Linked DNA regions of Homo sapiens: region 1 is linked to region 2. Evidence: chromatin loops called from intact Hi-C (ENCODE). Cell type or tissue: MCF 10A. All regions are shown on one strand. Links, peaks and the distances in the headings refer to the core of each region. The heading gives the core; the rest is flanking DNA.

Region 1 (9,883 bases), core at 898-8,897, 830 kb before region 2:
CAAAGGGTATCCTAGAAGTCAAAGGAGAAAAGGATCTACAGGAGGAAGGGGCCATCAACAGTATCAAATCTCACAAAGCAGATGAGAAAACATCAATGTGTCTGTCAATTAGAAGGCGTGAACATCCATTTCTAGGAATGTAAGGAGTTGATGGGCTCTGAATAAATGAAGGCAGAAAGTGCGGACTGCTTTTTCAATATTCTTGGTTGTAATGGGGTGCCTTGCTACAGGGCTTTGGCTGAAGAAATATAGAGGCCTAGCAGAGGAGTTCATTTACAATGAGCTTTCTTATGTTCACAAGGTGTTGAGAAGTCAGTGAAGAGGAAAAAGTTTAAAAATACTAAAGAGGAGTAAATATAGAAGTGATAGGAGAGGATGAATGAACTTGAGATCATCTGTAAATTGAAGCTTCTTTCTCTAAGGCTACAGAGGAAGAAGTGAAGATGTGAGTCAGCCTGGAGTTCATCCCACTTCAACTTCAATTATCTTTGGGACGTGGACAACAGCCTCGGCAGCTAAAAGAAGAAAGTGCAGGGGTGGAATAAGAAACTTGATCAGAGCAGTTAAAATCCATGATCCTTCTGGGGTGAATGGCAGAGGAAACTGACCAGAGGCAGACAAAGGTCTTGTTGAGTAGTTTAAATGGCCCATCTGAAGCCAAAGACCATTAAAATGATCCTGGTACCAAGAATCCAAATGTGTTATTTTCTCTACTATTCGTTAATTCATCTGTAGAAGGAGAAAGAAAACCAGTTAGATTAGAATGATTACAAGATTTGTGTGGTAGAAAAATGGAGGAAACCATTGAAAACAGGGAAGAATTGATTGAAGTAACTAATTGTGAAGTCTGCTCTGAAGTGGGAAGAATGTTAAATCATAAAAAGAACAAACAAGGAGAAAAAAGAAAGGATTAAGGAACTAGAAATCTCAATGATGGTGAAGAACAGGCAAGTGTACTGGACATGTAACATGCAGGAGGAATAGAATGAGTTCATAAAAGGAACTTTACTTTTGGCTCCCACTTACCCTTTAACCTTGCTGGGTAGGGGCAGAGGGTAGAATGTCTTCTGTTTCTGAATGAGCGGGTTCTCAACTCCCCCTCTGACCCTTTTCAGGTAGCAAAAATTTCTTCAGATCCTTTAATTCACAAACAATTCAGTAATAAAAAATATCTGGTTCAACATTAACCCACAATTCAATCCAGCTTGGAAGGTAAGCCCTATCACCCTATCCCCTCCTCACCCTAGGTTAGGGCCAGGCATAGGTAGGCTGCCTGCCACTTGGGGAGGAGGATGGTTTCTTCTCCCCACTGAACTGACTGCTATTTCAGACTTTGCCAGAATGGAAGCAGAGGGTGGGAGGAGAGGTAAGGGATACTCGAAAGTTCTTGACTACTTCTACTTTAGCTTGCCTTTATTGTCTCTGAATCTAGCAAATATTTAAAGCTCATTCTTATCTCCAAGGGCTGTTTTGTGCCTTTGTTAGAGACTCCCCTTCAGGAACCCCCTGACTGCAATTATCTTGATTCACAGAGTCCTCTTCTCTAGCTAACCACCCCTGATTCACTCTGAGTTTCTGTCCCTGCTTTTTGTTGCTTGGCCCCTTATCTGGCAGGCCAGAGTCATCTTTAGAGAAGAAAAGAGAGAGAAAATGTGTGTGTGTATGTGTATATATACACATGCATACACACACACACATATGTGTGTGTATATGTAATAAATATATATGTATATCTGTTTTATGCATATACACTTGCATATTTAATTTCTTCCTATGGATTTCAGTCACTGTCCAGTATCAGTTCTTTCAGCCTGAAAGAGTTTCTTAAGTACTTCAAGTAGGACAGATCTGCCAGCAACTAATTCCCTCAGTTTTTGCTTATCTTGTAATGTCTTTGTTTCACCTTCAATTTTAAAAAAGGAGAATGAACAGGGAGAAAAAACATCATTGAATACATCATTGGGTATAGGATCCTTGGTGAATAGTTTTGCTACATTCAGCACTTTGAATACATCATTCCACTGCCTTCTGGACCCCATTGTTTTGAAGGAGAAGTCAATCATTCATTGTTTGTCATTCCCTTGTATATAATGAGTCACTTTTTTCTTTTTTTTTTTTTTTTTTTTTTTTGCTGTTTTCAGTATTTTCTCTTTGTTTTTAACATTCATCAATTTCACTATGATGTCTAGAAGTGGGTCTTTTTTGTTTATTTTACTTGGTATTTGTTCAGCTTCTTGGATTTGTAAATTGTTTTCATTAAATTTGAGAAGTTTCAAGGCATTTACTTTTTCTTTTACTTTTCTTTTTTTTTTTTTTTTTTTTTTGAGACAGGGTCTGACTTTGTCTCCCAGGCTTCAGTGCACAATCTTGGCTCAGTACAACCTCCATCTGTGGGGCTCAAGCAATCCTCCTACCTCAGCTTCCTGAGTAGCTGGGACTATAGGCACATGACACTATGCCTGGCTAATTTTTGCAGGGTGTTTTGTTTTTGTTTTTTTCTTTTTTTTGGTATAGACAGGGTTTCATCATGTTGCCCAAGCTGGTCTCAAACTCCTGGGCTCAAGTAATCCACCCACCTCAATCTTCTAAAGTGCTGAGATTACAGGCATGAGCCAGTGTGCCTGGCCGCCATTATTTCTGAAAACATTTTTTCTTTATTTTCTCTCTTTCTGTGAGACCTATTATATATATAGATACACTTGATGTTGCCCCTCAGGACTCTAATACTCTGTTAATTTGTCTTCTCTCTTTTTTCCCTCTGTTCTTCAGATATATCCAACTTCAAGTTTGCTATTGTTTCTTTTGCCATCTCAAATCTGCTCTTGAGTCCATCTAGTGAATTTCTTATTTCAGTTATTGATCTTTTTAACTCTAGAATTTTTATTTGGCCTTTTTAGAGCCTCTATTTCTCTCATGAGGTTCCCTATTTTTTGAGTTATTGTCACAATATTTTTCTTTACTTCTTTGAGCATATCTGTGAGAGATGCCTTGAAGCATTTTTCTACTAAAGCTTACACTTAGACCTATTCTGAGTCTGTTTTTATAAACTGGGTTTTGGGTTTTATTTTAGTATGAATCACACTTCTCTGTTTCTGTGCATGTCTTATAATTGTAGCAAGTATAGATTCTGTTTTATTTTTCCAAGTGTTACTTTTTTATTAATTTGCTTGGACATAAACTCCAATGTCTGTCTCCCCAAAAATATGTACCTACTGATGTCTCCATTCTGTATTCTTTTCTTTTTATTTTTCTATTTTACCCTGGCTTCCTAGGTGTTATTCCTATAACTGCACAGTTTAGTAATCAGACAATAATGTAGATTGAGGTTGTGTTCAAACCCCTCAAGCCCATAAGTTTTCCTCCTTCTGTTCATTGATCTGTACATGGGCTGGGAAGTACATTCCAAGTTGCAGCAAGTTTTCAAGTGTCCCTTAACTTATACTTTACGCTAGGATAAAGCTAGGATAAATGTAGTTTCCCAGTAGGCCGAGGATATATGAAAAGTATATCTTAGGACTTTCATAGCTCTTTCTCTTCCAAGATCTTCTTATTAAATTTTTACTAGTTCACTGCTCACCCTAACCAGGACCACAAACCTAGATAAGCAAAGCTACAGGTCCTCCCCATTTATTTTCTACCAAGTTCTTTAGTTTTAGCTGACACAGCTATGGGGTTTTGTCTTTTTTCTCAAATTGATTCTGTCCCCTCTGGCAATAAAGCTGCTGGGTTTTTTAGACAGCACCACACTGGTAAAACTATACTTCTTGTCAACTGTGCTGGGGCAGGAGGGAGGATGGGAGCAGCCCAAGCAAAAGGGCATAGATGTCTGCCTTTCCTTCCCAAAGCACTCCAGGTTTTTAAGAATACATGATTCTAAAATTGTGGTTTACACACTCTGGGCTCTATGGTCAGTCCAGTGCCTGGAAATATTTCATCCTTTTGACAATTTTGTTCAGTTTGGCTAAAAGGATTCACCAATGTTTTTATGCTACCATAACTGAAAATCCCTCCAAGACAGTCACTTTTAAAATGAGTTCAGGCTGACATTACTAGTGTGGTTCCCATACCTGGTCCTTAGGAATCATGCCCACTGGTCTGCAGTTGGAAGGAAGGCAATGCTATCACAGACAGTTCACTCCTAAACCACAAGCTACTGCAGCCTTCTCAAGCATGAGCCAAGCCCCATTAATCTGATTCAAAACCTACAGAGATTGCATATCAATTTCTCAATGTAATCCCATTGGAGTTTTTCATGCTAGACTTGGGATTAGGGGCAATTGCCCCCTTTACACACACTCTCTCGTTTCATAGGTTGAACTCAACAAGATAGCTCACTGCAAAGAAGTCCTCTCCAAATTCTACTTATCACGCCCAATAATAGCCACTTTTTAGATCGTTAAAAAGATCTAAAAAAATCGTGTGGCTTGAGAGTCATTCAATCAGTGAACTGACTTACAATTCATTTTAGAAGGTGTCATCTAGTGTCTTTGGCCTCAATTGAAAGACAGGACAAGTCCCATTTTAATGTCCTGTTATAGGAATAACCTAATGAAATATTTGTACATACACAGGTTGAGGTTAGATGGCAACAAGAGTGTTGTAACATAGGAGCTGCAATATTGACAGCTTGCTTAATCCAAATAGAAAGTGATTCTGCTAATACAGGCACCTTCAATTTAGCTCACCCTTAGAAATGAATTGACATTATTCTTTGCTGTGTAAGAAAACAACTGCCTTCATGCACTGCTCATACAGACAGCTAATTAAATGAAACAAAAGTTGCTACAAACAGAAAGTTTCATTAAGAGGCCCCTGTGGATGATTCAAGTAATTATGTCTGTCAAGGGAAGATATTATAGGAAGGATGTTGTGTTTGGAGAGCACACAGTATTATTAGTGTTATATTTTGGCAGTCTGAGACATCATAGCATCCTTTAATGTATCAGTGCCCTTAAGAAGATCAAAGGAGAAGAAACCTCTCTGCCTGCCTTTTTAAGAGTTAAAAGAGATTTAAGAATGGCAGAGCTTGGCTGTAATAAGTAAGCAAACAACAACCTGCAGGTATCTAGTGATTCCTGTTTATAATTAATTAAGTAAAAGACAAAAGTCATTTCTCTCAGAAGGCAGTGTTTCAATACTGCCAATGTTAGTTAAGAAAGATTTTTTGGTGTCTCCAGCCTCCTTAGGGGTATCTTCAATCAGAAAAAAAAAAGATTTCAAATGAACAATCATGTATATATGTGTGGTGAGGTGTGAAGGTATATGCACATTTATAATAAGTACATTCATTTTCCATATATAGAAATGCAGCTTCCTGCTTAGGTATTTTTGGCATTCACTAAAAACAGTAAGCATGCTGTTAGACAAATTACCTCTCAAGGTCTCAGTTTCTCCATCTGTATAATGAAAGGAATCACAGATGGCAAATAAAATTTTCCTGCTGAAACAAAATGGTAGAGGCTCTATACCATAAAGAAAATGATTTCGAGGCTATTGAGGGCTTAGTAGACAAATGTGCTCTGGTAAATAAGTAATGTCTTTCATGGCCAAAAGATAGGAGAGTGGTAATTTAATTTGCAATTTTGCCATCTCTGGACAATATATCTAAGGGTTCTTTAACATCTTACAAATCTCTAACTCTATGTTATAGTCTGTATTATATCTTCTAGAGCAAGTCAATCTAGTTCATAAACAGAAATAGAACTGAGGTAGGAGACCAGCAGGACTGGTTTTCTGGACACAACCCTGCTAACCAAATCAGGGTCTGGTCCAGACAGGATAAAGTGAAGAAACCAGCAGGAACCAGCAGATGGCGATGAAAGCAATCTCTAGTGCCATGACTATTTACAAATGCCACGACAGCAACCCAAAAGTTACCCCCTCTTTCCATTCTAACAACCCCTAAGTTACTGTCTCTTTCTTAGAAAGTTCCAAATAATCCTTCCCTCAATTTGCATTGACCTGCCTCTTAATTCACATGTAACTGAAAGTGGGTTTAAGTGAGTACAAATACAGTTGCCAAGAGCCCATACATTGATAAATCTGGGTGCACTGCCTATGATTAGAACTTCTCTGCAAGGAGCAGTACTGTTCAACAGAAGATTACTGTCTTACTGGTGATCCGGCTTGCCCTTAAATTCTATCCTGGGTAAAGCCAAGGACCATCCCAGATTAACGCTAAATTTTGGAACCCATCCGTCCTGCAACAGGTTCACTCCATAGAAAATTGAGGATGAAACTGATTTCATTGGTAGGTAGACTGGTCACTCATTTATATGAAGAGATTTGGGGAAGTAGAGTAGACAGAAGTTCCCTTGCATCATTAACAATGGAAGTGTTTTTCGTGGGTCTAGTATTTTCTCTACAGTTTATATGCAATCACTCCTAGGAAATTAACTCATCACACTAAAATGTCATTGAATAATATCAATAAACACGTTTTTATTGCGATATTCACTTTATAAAATGCTTTTATACTCATTTTTTTCTCATGCATAGTTGTTATTTCATAATAAGCCTGTAAGGTAAATATCTTTATTCATATTTCAGGTGAAGAAGTTGATGCCAGTGAGGTTAAGTGAATCAGTTGCTCAAGACTCCCCGGCTATACAGATAGTAAGGGTTAGAGATGGGACCTGAACCCAGAGTACTTAACACTAAGTCCAAAGAGGTTTTTTTGATTGTTTGTTTGTTTGTTTTTGAGACGGAGTCTCGCTCTGTTGCCCAGGCTGCTGTACAGTGGCGCGATCCACATACAATAAAAATGTATGTGTTTATTGATATTATTCAGTGACATTTTAGTGTAGTGAGTTAATTCGCTGCAAGCTCCACCTCCCGGGTTCACGCCATTCTCCTGCCTCATCCTCCTGAGTAGCTGGGACTACAGGCACCTGCCACCACACCCGGCTAATTATTATTATTATTATTTGTACTTTTAGTAGAGAGATGAGGTTTCACCATGTTAGACAGATGGCCTCGATCTCCCGACCTCGTGATCTGCCTGCCTCAGTCTCCCAAAATGCTGGGATTGCAGGCTTGAGCCACCATACCTGGCCTAAGTCCAAAGAGTTTTACACCACATCACAGCTAATCCTTCACAGAAAGTAGTGTTCAATAGGAAGAAGAGAAATGGCGTAATAGAAATAGTTATTCAAGAAGGCAGGAATGGAGGAGGCTAGTGGTGGTAGAGTCAGATGTTTAGGAAAGAAAAGAAAAATCCAAGCCTCAAAGCCACACATTACTGACTCTCTCCTTTATATCTCAACATCCTTCACTCTGACTTTAAAACTCATATAATCCACAACCATTTCCACAAGGAGAACTGTTTATTTTTACCCCCACGCTCCCACCCTGCCCAAATCTACTCTTTCCACAGTTTTCTACATACTATTACATGGTATATTAATTTGCTAGAGATGCCATAAAACATTACCACAGACTGCATGGCTTAAACAATGGAAATTTATTTTTTCACAGTTCCAGATGCCAGAAGTTAAGATCTAGGTGCCATCAGTGTTGGTTTCAGGGCTGTCTTCCAGGAATGTAGTTGGCTGCCCTCTTGCTGTATCCTCATATAGCTTTTCCTTAGTCTGTGAATAGAAAGAAAGAGATGTCTGGTGTCCCTTCTTCTTATAAGGACACCAGTGCTACTAAACTAGAATCCTATCCTATGACCCCATATATCCTTAATTTTACCTTTCTGGAGGCCTTGTATCCAAATATAGTCACACTGGGATATAGGCTTCAATATATGAATTTTGGGAGAACACACACAGTCCATAACAACATGGAATAGCTTTTCAATCAGTTATTCCGGTCAAAATACTAGGAGTTATATTTTGAAGGTAGATAGTTTGAATGTGAGATGTTTGGGAAAAGAGGAGTCAAGGATAACTCCTAGTACACCACTGACTTCTCATCACCTCCATTGCTATGACCAAAGACCAAGCCACCTGCCCTCTCCTGGACTACTACAAAAGCCTCCTAACTGGTCTTCCTGCCAAAGTGGTCATTTAACCCTCTAAATCAGATAACTCCTCTTTTTAAAACCATCAGTGACTTCCCATATCCCTTAGAATTCAATCCAAACTCTTCCTAGTGTTGGGAAGGTATTGACTAATCTCCAAGTAACCTCCCCCTTGCTCAATGGTTTCCCCAGCCATCCTGCTTCTCTTGCTAGTCCTCCAACACTCAAAATCCTTCCCATGCCAAGGGATTTGCCCTGACTCTTCTCTCTGGCTAGAATGCTGAATTTCCTAGAACTGCTCACAGCTCACCCTTCACAACAGTCAGACCTCTACTAAGGTTTCATCAACTAGGAGGCCTTCCCTGACCACACCAACTGAAATAGCCCCCAGCATTCAAACTATCTCAACCACACAGCTCACTGTCTGCAGCTACAGGGCATCACTCTTCCAGAAAACCCTGGCTCAGGAAGATAAAGTTGCAGATCACGTGATTGTTTCAGGAACTTCCCAATGTCCATTTATCCAAACAACACTAGCTTTCATTCAAGTAAACTCCTTTTCTCAGATCAACAGATTGCTCATCTGGGTTCATCAAACATGGTTTATTTCATGCACATCCGTGTGAAGAGACCACCAAACAGGATTTGTGTGAGCAATAAAGCTGTTTATTTCACCTGGGTGCAGGTGAGCTGAGTCCGAAAAGAGAGTCAGCGAAGGGAGATACGGGTGGGGCCCTTTTATAGGATTTGGGAAGGTAAAGGAAAATTACAGTCAAAGGGGGTTGTTCTCTGGTGGGCAGGGGCGGGGGTCACAAGGTGCTCAGTGGGAGAGCTTCTGAGCCAGGGGAAGGAAATTCACAGGGTTAATCACTCAGTTAAGGTGGGGCAGGAACAAATCACAATGGTGGAATGTCATCAGTTAAGGCCGGGCAGGGCCTTTTCACTTCTTTTGTGATTCTTCAGTTACTTCAGGCCATCTGGGCGTATACGTGCAAGTCACAGGGGATGCGATGGCTTGGCTTGGGCTCAGAGGCCTGACATTCCTGCCTTCTTGTACTAATAAGAAAAATAAAACAAAATAGTGTTGAAGTATTGGGGCGGCGAAAATTTTGGGGAGTGGTATGGAGAGAGAATGGGCAATGTTTCTCAGGGCTGCTTCAAGCGGGATCAGGGGCGGCGTGGGAACCTAGAGTGGGAGAGATTAAGCTGAAGGGAGATCTTGTGGTAAGGGGTGATATTGTGGGGTTGTTAGAAGCAACATTTGTCGTGTAGAATTATTGGTGATGGCCTGGATATGGTTTTGTATGAATTGAAAAACTAAATGGAATAAGAAAAGGAGAAAAACAGGTATAAAAGGACTAAGAATTGGGAGGACCTAGGACATCTGATTAGAGAGTGCCTAAGGAGGTTCAGCATAGTCCTGCCAGCAAAGATTATTTATTTACTTCAAGAGTTTAGAGTGGCAGTTTGGGGATAGCACGAGGAGATATCAGCTGTGATGGCTTGGAGAAACAGTGTAAACCGGCAGTGTAAACAAGAGCAGGGCATGTATGAGTAGTTGAGAACGGCAAATAGGAGTATGACTAGACAGAAGATAGTAGGGATGACAAGTTATTTGGGGGCACAGTCTAAGTTGGTCGGGTGTCTGGAATGAGAATGGGACCTAATAAAAAGAAGCGTCTATACAGGAGCTTAAATGGGCTGTACCTTGTAGCATTCTGAGGACAGGTCTGACTTCTGAGGAGGGAAAGTGGTAAAAGTATTGTCCAGTCCTTTTTAAGTTGGTGGCTGAGCTTGTTGAGGTGTGTTTTTAATAGACCATTAGTCTGTCACTGAATACTAAGAGCCTGAAAAACTGCTTGGCTGATTTGACTAATAAAGGCTGGTCTGTTATCAGACTGTATAGAGGTGGGAAGG
Region 2 (9,883 bases), core at 1,725-9,724:
AGTATTCATACGGGTGGCATGATATAATTTACCAGCTTTGCATTTAATTATAAATCTTCGATTTGAAAAGTCACTTGCTTAGTAAAGGAAGCAGCTTTAACATCACAAGTTAAAGAAGCTTTAATATCACAAGATCAGATGTTCTATTTCAAAAGAACTGAGGTTACCACCTGGAGCAAGTCATTGTTAATAAATATACAATTTATGACCATAAGGTTACTTACCAGTATGACATTTGAGACTGGAATGGCAACATGGGAGACATTTAGGTACAAGATCATCTTTTCTGAACCAAAGATGGACACCTGAGTCCTTTAAAAAATCATCTCTAAGTTACGAGGGAGCTCTAAGCCCAAACTCTTCAGATGGAATTTCTCAACCTGCCTCTCCGAGTTCACGAGTCGAACACCCCAGCCAAGAGCCATTCCCTAGGCACACTGCAGGCCCAGTGCTATGCACCTGAGCAGCAAAGTGAGCCTTTGGGAGGGCAGATGCAGGAAAGAAACCTGCGCAAAGCCCTGGATGTGGGCTTGGGACTATTCATACTTGGAATTTCTGTTTCCAAATTTAATCTGTGTGAGTCCAAGCCAGGGATTGAGGGAGTGGGGAGCATGGGGGTGTGGACCTAGGTGGGAATGTCCCCTTGACCCGTAGACTCTGCAGCTCATGCGAGGGTGAAGCTCACAGAGGAGTCCAAACAGGTCCCTCTAAAGTGAGGGGCGCGGGGAAAGCCCCACTCTTGCCTTGGTCTTAGGGCAGAACCGCACTAAAACTAGGACAAAATTCCATGTGCTTTTCTTGCCTTTTTAAGTAAAGTGATTAAGCGGATAGAAAGACCGTCTAGCAAATCAAGAGATCCAAAAATAGAGATGAAGGGTATGAAGCCAAAGCAGAATTTCTCTATCTTGAGGACCCTGAAGACGGGGCTTTGACTGAAAGTATTTTTACGTTTCTGACAGAATAAATATGTTCCTCAGACAACTAAAGCAACTAACTCACTGAAGCTCATTATTTAGGCGGTCCTCAGCAGCCTGCTGGAATGTCTTTATAAGAGGGATTTAGAAGCAAACATCCACTTAGAAGGAGGGAGACTTGAAACTGCTTTGCATAGTGGCTTACATAAGCTGAAGAAAATGTCAAAAGAATGGGTGGGGAAATAGCACCATGGACACCGATAAAGATTTTTTTTTTTTTTTTCTGAGACGGAGTTTCGCTCTTGTTGCCCAGGCTGGAGTGCAGTGTCATGATCTCAGCTCACTGCAACCTCCGCCTCCCAGGTTCAAGCGATTCTCCTGCCTCAGCCTCCCGAGTGGCTGGGATTACAGGCACGTGCCACCATGCCAGGCTGATTTTGTATTTTTAGTAGAGATGGGGTTTCTCCATGTTGGCCAGGCTGGTCTTGAACTCCTGACCCAAGTGCCGGGATTACAGGCTTGAGCCACCGTGCCTGGTTGACAAAGATTCTTTAATCAGGTTTCTGAACTTTCTCCTGGGCCCATCTGTGCACTTCCTTGTAAAATCCAGCTTTAGCAAAAGAACTCTGCTAAGTCAATTTCACCAGAACCCCCATCCTCAATAATCTGATCATCCTTGATATCTGATCAGGTTCCTCGTCTCCATCCTCCCCCAGATGATGTCTGATCATCCTGGCCTGTCTTCAGCAAGAATCCTGTTAGGTTGATTTAGCCAGAATCCCCTTTACCCCTGATATTTCCTCCTAGTAATTTTCCATTCACTGACCCCCACCCTGCTCCTTGGTTATAAATTCCCACTTGTCCAGGCTGTATTGGAAGTTAAGCCCAATCTCTCTCCCCTACTGCAACACACTGTTGCAGTCATCCCTGTACCTACCTTGATGGTTCTGAATAAATTCTTCCCTACTATGTTTCAACAAGTATCACTGAATAATTTTTTTCTTTAATAGTAGTTAGCTGGCCAGGCGCAGTGGCTGATGCCTGCAATCCCAGCACTTTGGGAGGCCAAGGAGGGCAGATCAAGAGGTCAGGAGTTCGAGACCAGCCTGGCCAATATGGTGAAACCCTGTCTCTACTAAAAATACAAAAATTAGCCAGGCATGGTAGCATGTGCCTGTAGTCCCAGCTACTTGGGAGGCTGAGGCAGGAGAATTGCTTGAACCCAGGAGGCAGAGGTTGCAGTGAGCCGAGATTGTACCATTGCACTCCAGCCTGGGGGACAGAGAGCAAGACTCCGTCTCAAAAAAAAAAAAAGGTAGTTAGCTATGGCTGTGAGTGTCAATCTGCTCCACCCCCAAATTCTTTTTTGGTCTTAAGCTACCACAAACAAATGAACAGCAAAAAAATAAAAAAAATAAAAATAAAAAAATAAAAAGGTTAGGCTTGCTTCTGCGTCATGGTCTTTTCGGGTCACTGAAGACAATATATTAAACACAGATCCTTAGGGGCTTCTAAGTTAGGAAGCACTCATAGGTGAATGTGAAGAAAATATGATAGAAATAAATAACATTGCAAAAATTTACATGGAGATTTTAAAATGTGGTTCTGTTTTATGAAAGTAAGTGCAATTTGTGAAAAATGAAAGAAACCATACATTAATAAGGATGCACCTGTCATCACTTCTATACACATACCTGTTCTAAAAAGTGAAAATGTAACAACTACCCCATGTCGATTGAGAAGTGGCATTAAACTTTCCCTAGGGACCAGACAATTCTTACACTTGCTCAAATTCGGATAAAAAGAAAAGTATAAGCTCAGCTCCTTTCTTATGGGTTCACCTGCAACTTTTCCCCTGGGTAGACTGTAATGAATGACATCTTTAGTTAGAAACCTGAAGTGTTCAATATTTGCACAGAAGGTCAGTCCCATCCATTTCACCTCTTATTTTTAGACTCCAGATTCTAATTTGTAATTATTGCTGTTCAAGGACCTTAGCTGAACTGACTCAGCTAGGAAAGACTGTTCCATGTAATCCTCTTAGATAAGTCACTGAAGCAACTCAAAAACAATAAAAAATTAGTATATTCATAATTTTGTAAAGCCTTGTCTTGGGTCTTTTTCTCTGATGTTAATTCTATAGAATAAAATTTCCCCCCAAATCCACATCTCTTAGGCTTAAGATAAAGGATGGTTGAGATGTTGAGGTGACTAGTTTTAATTCCTGGGGGATCCTTTGAGATTTTGGTTATCTCCTGCCTACCCCATTATGATAGCAATATTCTAATACTGTCAATATTTTACATTTTAATCCATGCTGGTAGGTTTGGAGTAGAATCACATTTTGGTTTTAAATAACGTTTGTTTGTTCTATTTTTCTCTTTTTATGTCAAAGGTAATGCATGATTCAAACCAAATCCCCCTTAATCACCCATCTCATTCCCCCAAGGCAAATGGTTAATATTTCCTTCAATACTTTTCCTATGATGATACAAATGTGTGTGTGTGTGCACGTGTGTGTGGTGTGTGTTTGAAAGACAGGATCATATAACTTCTATAACTTCCTTTTCCCATTTAATATAAAATGGATGTCTTTTTATGCCTATTTATATCTACTAGGTATGGGCCTCTTAAAAGCTACATATTATGATTATACCATAATTGATGTAATTATTCCTTTTTGTTAACACTCAATTTGTTTCCAGTCCTTTGCTATCACTCAAAAGGCCATCATGAACATTTCTTCCTTCATTTATTCCATCAACATTAATTTAGTACTTAATCACTGAACTTCATGCTGCGGACAGAGCCATGAACCAAACACAAAAGTCCTTGTCTTCACGGAGCTTATATTCTATGTAAGGAGACAGACAATAAGCATGATAAATAAAACATTATTTATGTATTTACATGTAGTTAAACATGTATGCTAGCAATAAGTGGTAAGGGGAAAATAAAGGAAATAGGGGTAGGAAACATTGGTAATGGAGGGACAGGTTTACAATTTTAGATAATTTGGCCAGAAAAGGACTCATTTAAAAAGTGACATTGTGAGCAAAGGCCTAAAAGAACCAAGGTCCTTTGCCACATGGACATCTGGAGACAGTGCATTTCAGGCAGAGGAAATAAAAAGGAAAAATGCCTCTGAGATAGAAACATGCCTGGCCAGTGTGTTTGGAGCAATGGCGAGGCAAGAGATGGTTGAAGTGACAGGGCAGTCTTGTACATGCATCTTTACACAGATTGTGATTGTGGCTGTATTTAGCTCACTCTCTTCTTCCCTCCCAAAGCCCCCGTTCTGCACATGAGGGTTTCATAGTGCTCCCCTGGCTTCAAACTTTTTTTTGCTTCCCAATAGACTAAAAATTCAAACAAGACTGTAAATTACCTGGCCACTGCTTCCATGTCCAACTTCATCTAATGTAACTATTTCTCTGTCACTAGGCTCCAACCGTCTAGTGGTTCCTAGAGTCCTTCAAACTTCTCCCCACTTCAGTGCCTTTGTTCTATGCCTGGAATGCTCTTCCAGAGTTCTTGGCATAGCTGGCTTGTTGTCATTCCTCAGGACACATGCAAGTGTTACCTCTCTAGAGTGGCCTCCCCTCAATCACCTTCTCCTCAGTGCCCCCCTCCTTCTTCCCCATTATTCTTTATCATAGCACCCTGTTTATTCCTTTTACTGAAGTTACAAAAAATCTTCAGTTAAATCTTTTTTTTAGACCTCAAACCTCTTCTCACCATATATTTAAAGATGACTTCCCTCTCTTAGGTAAACTGTGAAAATGACAAATTGTGACTCTTAACTATTTCCTGTGGTTTAAATGCTTGTGTCTCCCCAAAATTCATTTGTTGACATTTCAACTCCAAGATGGTGGTTTTAGAAGGTGCGGCCTTTGGGAGGTTAGCTCATGAAAGGAGAGCTGTCATGAATGGGATTAGTGCCTTCATAAAAGAGGCCCAAGAGAGCTCCCATGCTCCTTCAGGCACATGAGGACACAGAGAAGGGACGTCTGTCTATTAACCAGGAAGCAGACCCTCACCAGACACCAAATCTTCTGGAACTTAATCTTGGACTTCCCAGCCTCTAGAACTCTGATGAATAAATTTCTGTTAAGTTACCCAATTTATGGCATTTGTGATAGCAGCCTGAACTAAGACACTTGTTCTCATAAAAATACTATTATAAGAGTAAATTTCATATTACTGTAACAAATGGAACATGCATACAGTGCTTCAATGTTTCTTTGTAAAATTTCTCCATTGAGAAATTGTTTAAAAATTGCACTGGCCTGTGATTTAATGTTATCACTAAGGAACAGAAAGGAACCAGCCTATTAAATCTTATGAGTTGTAGAATGGAGGCCCATGGCAATCATATCTGTCCCAAGAGAAGTTATATGAAAAGTACATAAAATTTAACCCTTGTAGTATATCCCCAATTAGGGGCAAAACCCTTAAAAAATGGAGAGTTCTAGATCTGCCCAGATATATGAAACCCACAATGGTTGGAAAAAGAAAAGTAGAAGATAAAGACATTTTCAATCACAGAAAAATAAGATTATAACTAGCAAATTTATTTTAAAAATTCTCTAAATTCCATATCACCTAAATTCCACATCACCACTTATTGTGTAATGCCCCCAAAGTATAAGGGAATGGTTGCTTCCTTTTCTCCTAAATTATCAAAGTCTTAGTTGCCTTTAAAAATACAGCACACCAAAGTATTATTTTTAGCATCTCATTCACAAGGCACCGTTCCTGCTTACTGTGATTGAGAAGCTCAAGGGTGCCTCATTATAAAAATGTTCTCAACCATTGTTCCATTTGTTGGCCTTAAATACTGTTTTGGCGACCCCTAGTGTGAAACATTATTTCAACATCTGGACATATTGAAAGTCCTCCTAATACTTGCTTACAGACAGAAATGATATCTAAAATAATTTTTCACCAAGGGAAATGTGACTTCAGTTAATTTCTACTTAAAGTTCATGTCTTTCTTAGATCATAATAAAATTTGAATATAATTTCTGGTGATCCAAGACATTTGAAAATCACCGAAAAGCACTATGGTTAGAAATTCATGATTGCGTTAAGTGTGTGCACAACAGTAGTTTCATTGTCTTTAATAATGCTCTAATTCCACTACTAGGAATTCACCCTACGAATATACTTGTACATGTGCAATATAACATATGTACAGTATTAGTCATTGCAGCAAGGTTATTCATTGCAGCAGTGGAAACAACATAAAGGGTAATCAATAAAAGGGTGGTTACTGGGAGTATGATACACTCATACAAGGGAATATTATGTGGCAATAATACAAGGAAAAAAAGAATGAGAAAACTCTTTTATGTATTAATATGCGATGATCTCTATGATGTATCAAAGAACATAGAACAGAATTAAACAACCAACACAAAAAACCAAGGTAGAGAATTATGGTGAGTATTTTGCTACCATATGAATTTTAAACGGGGGTAAAATACTATACATATTTGTGTTTGCTTATACATCCATGAATGTAATCTCCCAAAGGATACACAAGAAACTAATACAGTGTGGTTACTCATTAAAGATGGGGGTGAGAAATGGTATAAGTTAGATACTGCGTTCCTTGTTATAGTTCTCTATGTGTGGATTATGCCTTTGCTAGTCAAAATGTTAAATGGCTTCTTAAAAAATTTAAAGCCTGCAGCACAAGGCCAAGAAAGACAAGGAAGACTTTGCTTCAAAAACAGATCCAACAGAATATAATTTTCTGTCTTAAAACATATGTAATTTTTCTTTATACATTTTAAATTCTATACACTTTTCTAATGGAATCTTTTATTGCATATTTTTCCTTACTCAAATGCTGAACTGTAAGACAGCATTTGTAAAATTTTATTTTTAAGATTTCTGTTTACTTTTTTTCCTTCCCCAAAGTCACCTAGTAAAGACAACATTTGATAGTTACATAAAGTAACCTAACAGGTGGGATTGACTTGAGGTAATATCTTCGGTTAGGAAATTCTCACAGCTCTCCTGGCATGTCTTGCCAATAAGATTGCTGGTTCCAGACCAAAATTCTTTATTGTCAACAAGTGTAAGAAATTGTAATATTCCTTATTAGGTCATAATTTAAAATTCATGTGTAATATAAGTATACATGGCAGATACCCAGGAATAAACTTAACAGAATATGGTAAAGATATGAATGGAGAAAATTATACCAGCTTTATTTTACATTAAGAAAAGTAGACTTAGGCAGGTTGCGGTGGCTGACGCCTGTAATCCCTGCACTTTGGGAGGCCGAGGTGGCCTTGAGGCCAGGAGTTCAAGACCGGCCTGGCCAATATGGTGACCCCTGTCTCTACTAAAAACACAAAAAAATTAGCCAGGCATGGGGGCACATGCCTGTAATCCCAGCCACTCGGGAGGCTGAGGCATGAGAAATTGCTTGAATCTGGGAGGTGGAGGTTGCAGCGAGCCGAGATCATATCACTACACTCCAGCCTGAGCAACAGAGCAAGACTCTGTCAAAGGAAAGGAAAGGAAAGGAAAGGAAAGGAAAGGAAAGGAAAGGAAAGGAAAGGAAAGGAAAGGAAAGGGAAAGGAAAGGAAAGGAAAGGAAAGGAAAGGAAAGGAAGAAGACAAAGAAAGAAAGAAGTAAATAAATGAAAAAATATACCATGTGCATCAATGAGAAAATTCAACATAGTTAAGATGACAACTCTCTCCAAGTTAAAAATTAAATATAATTACAATTAAAAATTGCAGCACGGTTTTCATACTATTTGAAAGCTGACTTCATTAAATGTGAGGCTTTGTAGTGCCTTTAAGGATCATCTGGGGGAATGTAGAAACTACTATTCAGGCATTTATTTAGGTTTTAAAAGCTGATGCTCCCTCTGCTAAACTTATAAATTGAAAAACTACCTGTTCCCTTAAGCTTTTAACTTCAGCTAAAAATCCTAATCTATTTCTAAGTTTAGCAAATTTTAGCGATCGTTTTAAAGGGGACTTTGAATAAAATTTAGTTCTACTCCAAAGTTTAACTATTTTAAACACTTTAAATCATAGTTAATTTTTTTCCTTTTTTTTTTTTGAGACAGGGTCTCACTGTCACCCAGGCTGGAGGGCAGTGGTAAGATCTCAGCTCACTGCAGCCTCAACCTCCCAGGCTCAAGCAATCCTCCCATCTCAGCCTCCCGAGTAGCTGGGACTACAGGCACGTGCCACCAGCCTCAGCTAATTTTTGTATTTGTAGTAGAGACGGGGTTTCACCATGTTGCCCAGGCTTGTCTCCAACTCCTGGACTCAAGAGATCCTCCTGCCTTGGCCTCCCAAAGTGCTGGGATTACAGGCGTGAGCTGTCACGCCAGGCCTAAACCATAGTTATTAATATATTTTATGCTCCTTGTAAGTATTGCAATTATCTGATTTAATAAATAAAATCTTTTCAAGTATTTCAATTATTTTCATAAATCTAATTAAATTCACAAATATGTAAAAAGCAAGTTATTTTATGTATTCCATGTCACTGTATATAACTATTATGGCTGAATTGTGTCCCTCTAAAATTCACATGTTAAAATCCTACAGCCTGGCCAACATAATGAAACCCCAAGTCTACTAAAAATACAAAAATTAACCGGGCATGGTGGTGCATGTCTGTAATCCAGCTACTTGGGAGGCTGAGGCAGGAGAATTGCTTGAACCTAGGAGGTGGAGGTTGCAGTGAGCTGAGATCACGCCACTGCACTCCTGTCTGGGTGACAGAGCAAGACTCCATCTCAAAAAAAAAAAAAAAAAAATCCTAACCCCCAGCACCTTGGAATGGGACTGTATTTGGAGACAGTACCTTTAAGAGGTAATTAAGTTAAAATGAGGTTATATGAGTGAGTCCTAATCCAATATGACTGGTGTCTTTATAAGAGATTAGAACACAAACAGGCACGGAAGGAAAGCTTTGTGAAGACACAGAGAGCCAAGGAGAGATACCTCAGAATGAAACCAGCCATGCCAACACCTTGCTCTTGGATGTCTAGCTCTAGAACTGTGAGAAAATAAATTTCTGTTGTTTAAACGACCAGTGGTACTTCTGTTACGGCAGCATTAGCAAACTAATATATCTTGATTCTTAATTAATACACATAAGGGCATTTTCCATTTACCTCTAAAGGCTTTTGAATTTGAGGAATTCTCTCATATCTTAGAATCATTCTTAATGATATAGAAATAGTATTAAATTAATTTTCACGGCTTTGTTCTACTCTATCACAATTGCCATAAGGATTCTGCCAATTCTAAATTCATGTGGAAAAGCAAAAGATCAAGAATAGTCAATAAATTTATGAAAGAAAAAAATTGTACAGGCTTTCATCCTATCAGATATCAAGACCTATTATAAGGGTTCAGTAATTAAGACCCTGTGCTACTGTTGAAGGTATAGACAGATAGACTAAAGGAATAGAATGCCCAGCTCTATAAATAAGTAATAGAAGCACTAAATGAGTAGAAAAAAAGATGCACTATTTAATAAATGATTGGTTATCACTGGTAACTAGAAAGCCAAATAGGAAAATACTAAAAATTAGATCCATAAATCAAAACAAAACGAAACGAAAGCTTCCAGGTGGATTAAAGTTGTAAACATGAAAAACAAAAATTCTAAAACTTTTAGAAGACAATAAAGGAAACTCTTTTTGTGGCCCTTTGGCAGGAAAGGGCTTTGATTGATTTCATTTTCTAAACCAAATACAAAAAGCACAAACCATAAAGAAGGGCTGATAAATCTGACTACTTTAAACTTAACTTCTCTACAACAAAAGATATCCTAAAGAAAGGGTAAAGAAAAGCTATAGACTGGGAAAAGATACTTTCATTGCTTATAACCGCAAGCCTAGTATCCTGAATATGTAAAGAGCTCCTAGGCCAGGCACAGTGGCTCACGCCTGTAATCCCAACACTTTGGGAGGCCGAGG

What was found. Peaks named below come from ENCODE experiments on the same cell type or tissue, not always from the same donor. Only the 100,000 strongest peaks of a DNase experiment are listed, where the experiment ranks them.
Region 1: a loop joins it to region 2, with 9 times the contacts of the local background. A loop is called at or near these places in 4 of 110 quality-filtered maps.

Annotation. Positions count from the first base shown.
Region 1 is chr6:144,927,548-144,937,430 of GRCh38, reverse strand. No RefSeq gene overlaps it. Among named protein-coding and RNA genes, the nearest start is that of TRQ-TTG4-1, 250 kb to the left of the region's middle. In MCF 10A, for the core only: a CTCF peak has its summit at 5,811 (motif pointing right); a DNase peak (open chromatin) is centred at 5,810.
Region 2 is chr6:144,100,971-144,110,853 of GRCh38, reverse strand. It overlaps LOC105378036 (a long non-coding RNA gene), which reads right to left and starts at 464. Exons shown (of 4, transcript XR_943089.3): 1 at 225-464. In MCF 10A, for the core only: a CTCF peak has its summit at 5,759 (motif pointing left); a DNase peak (open chromatin) is centred at 5,753.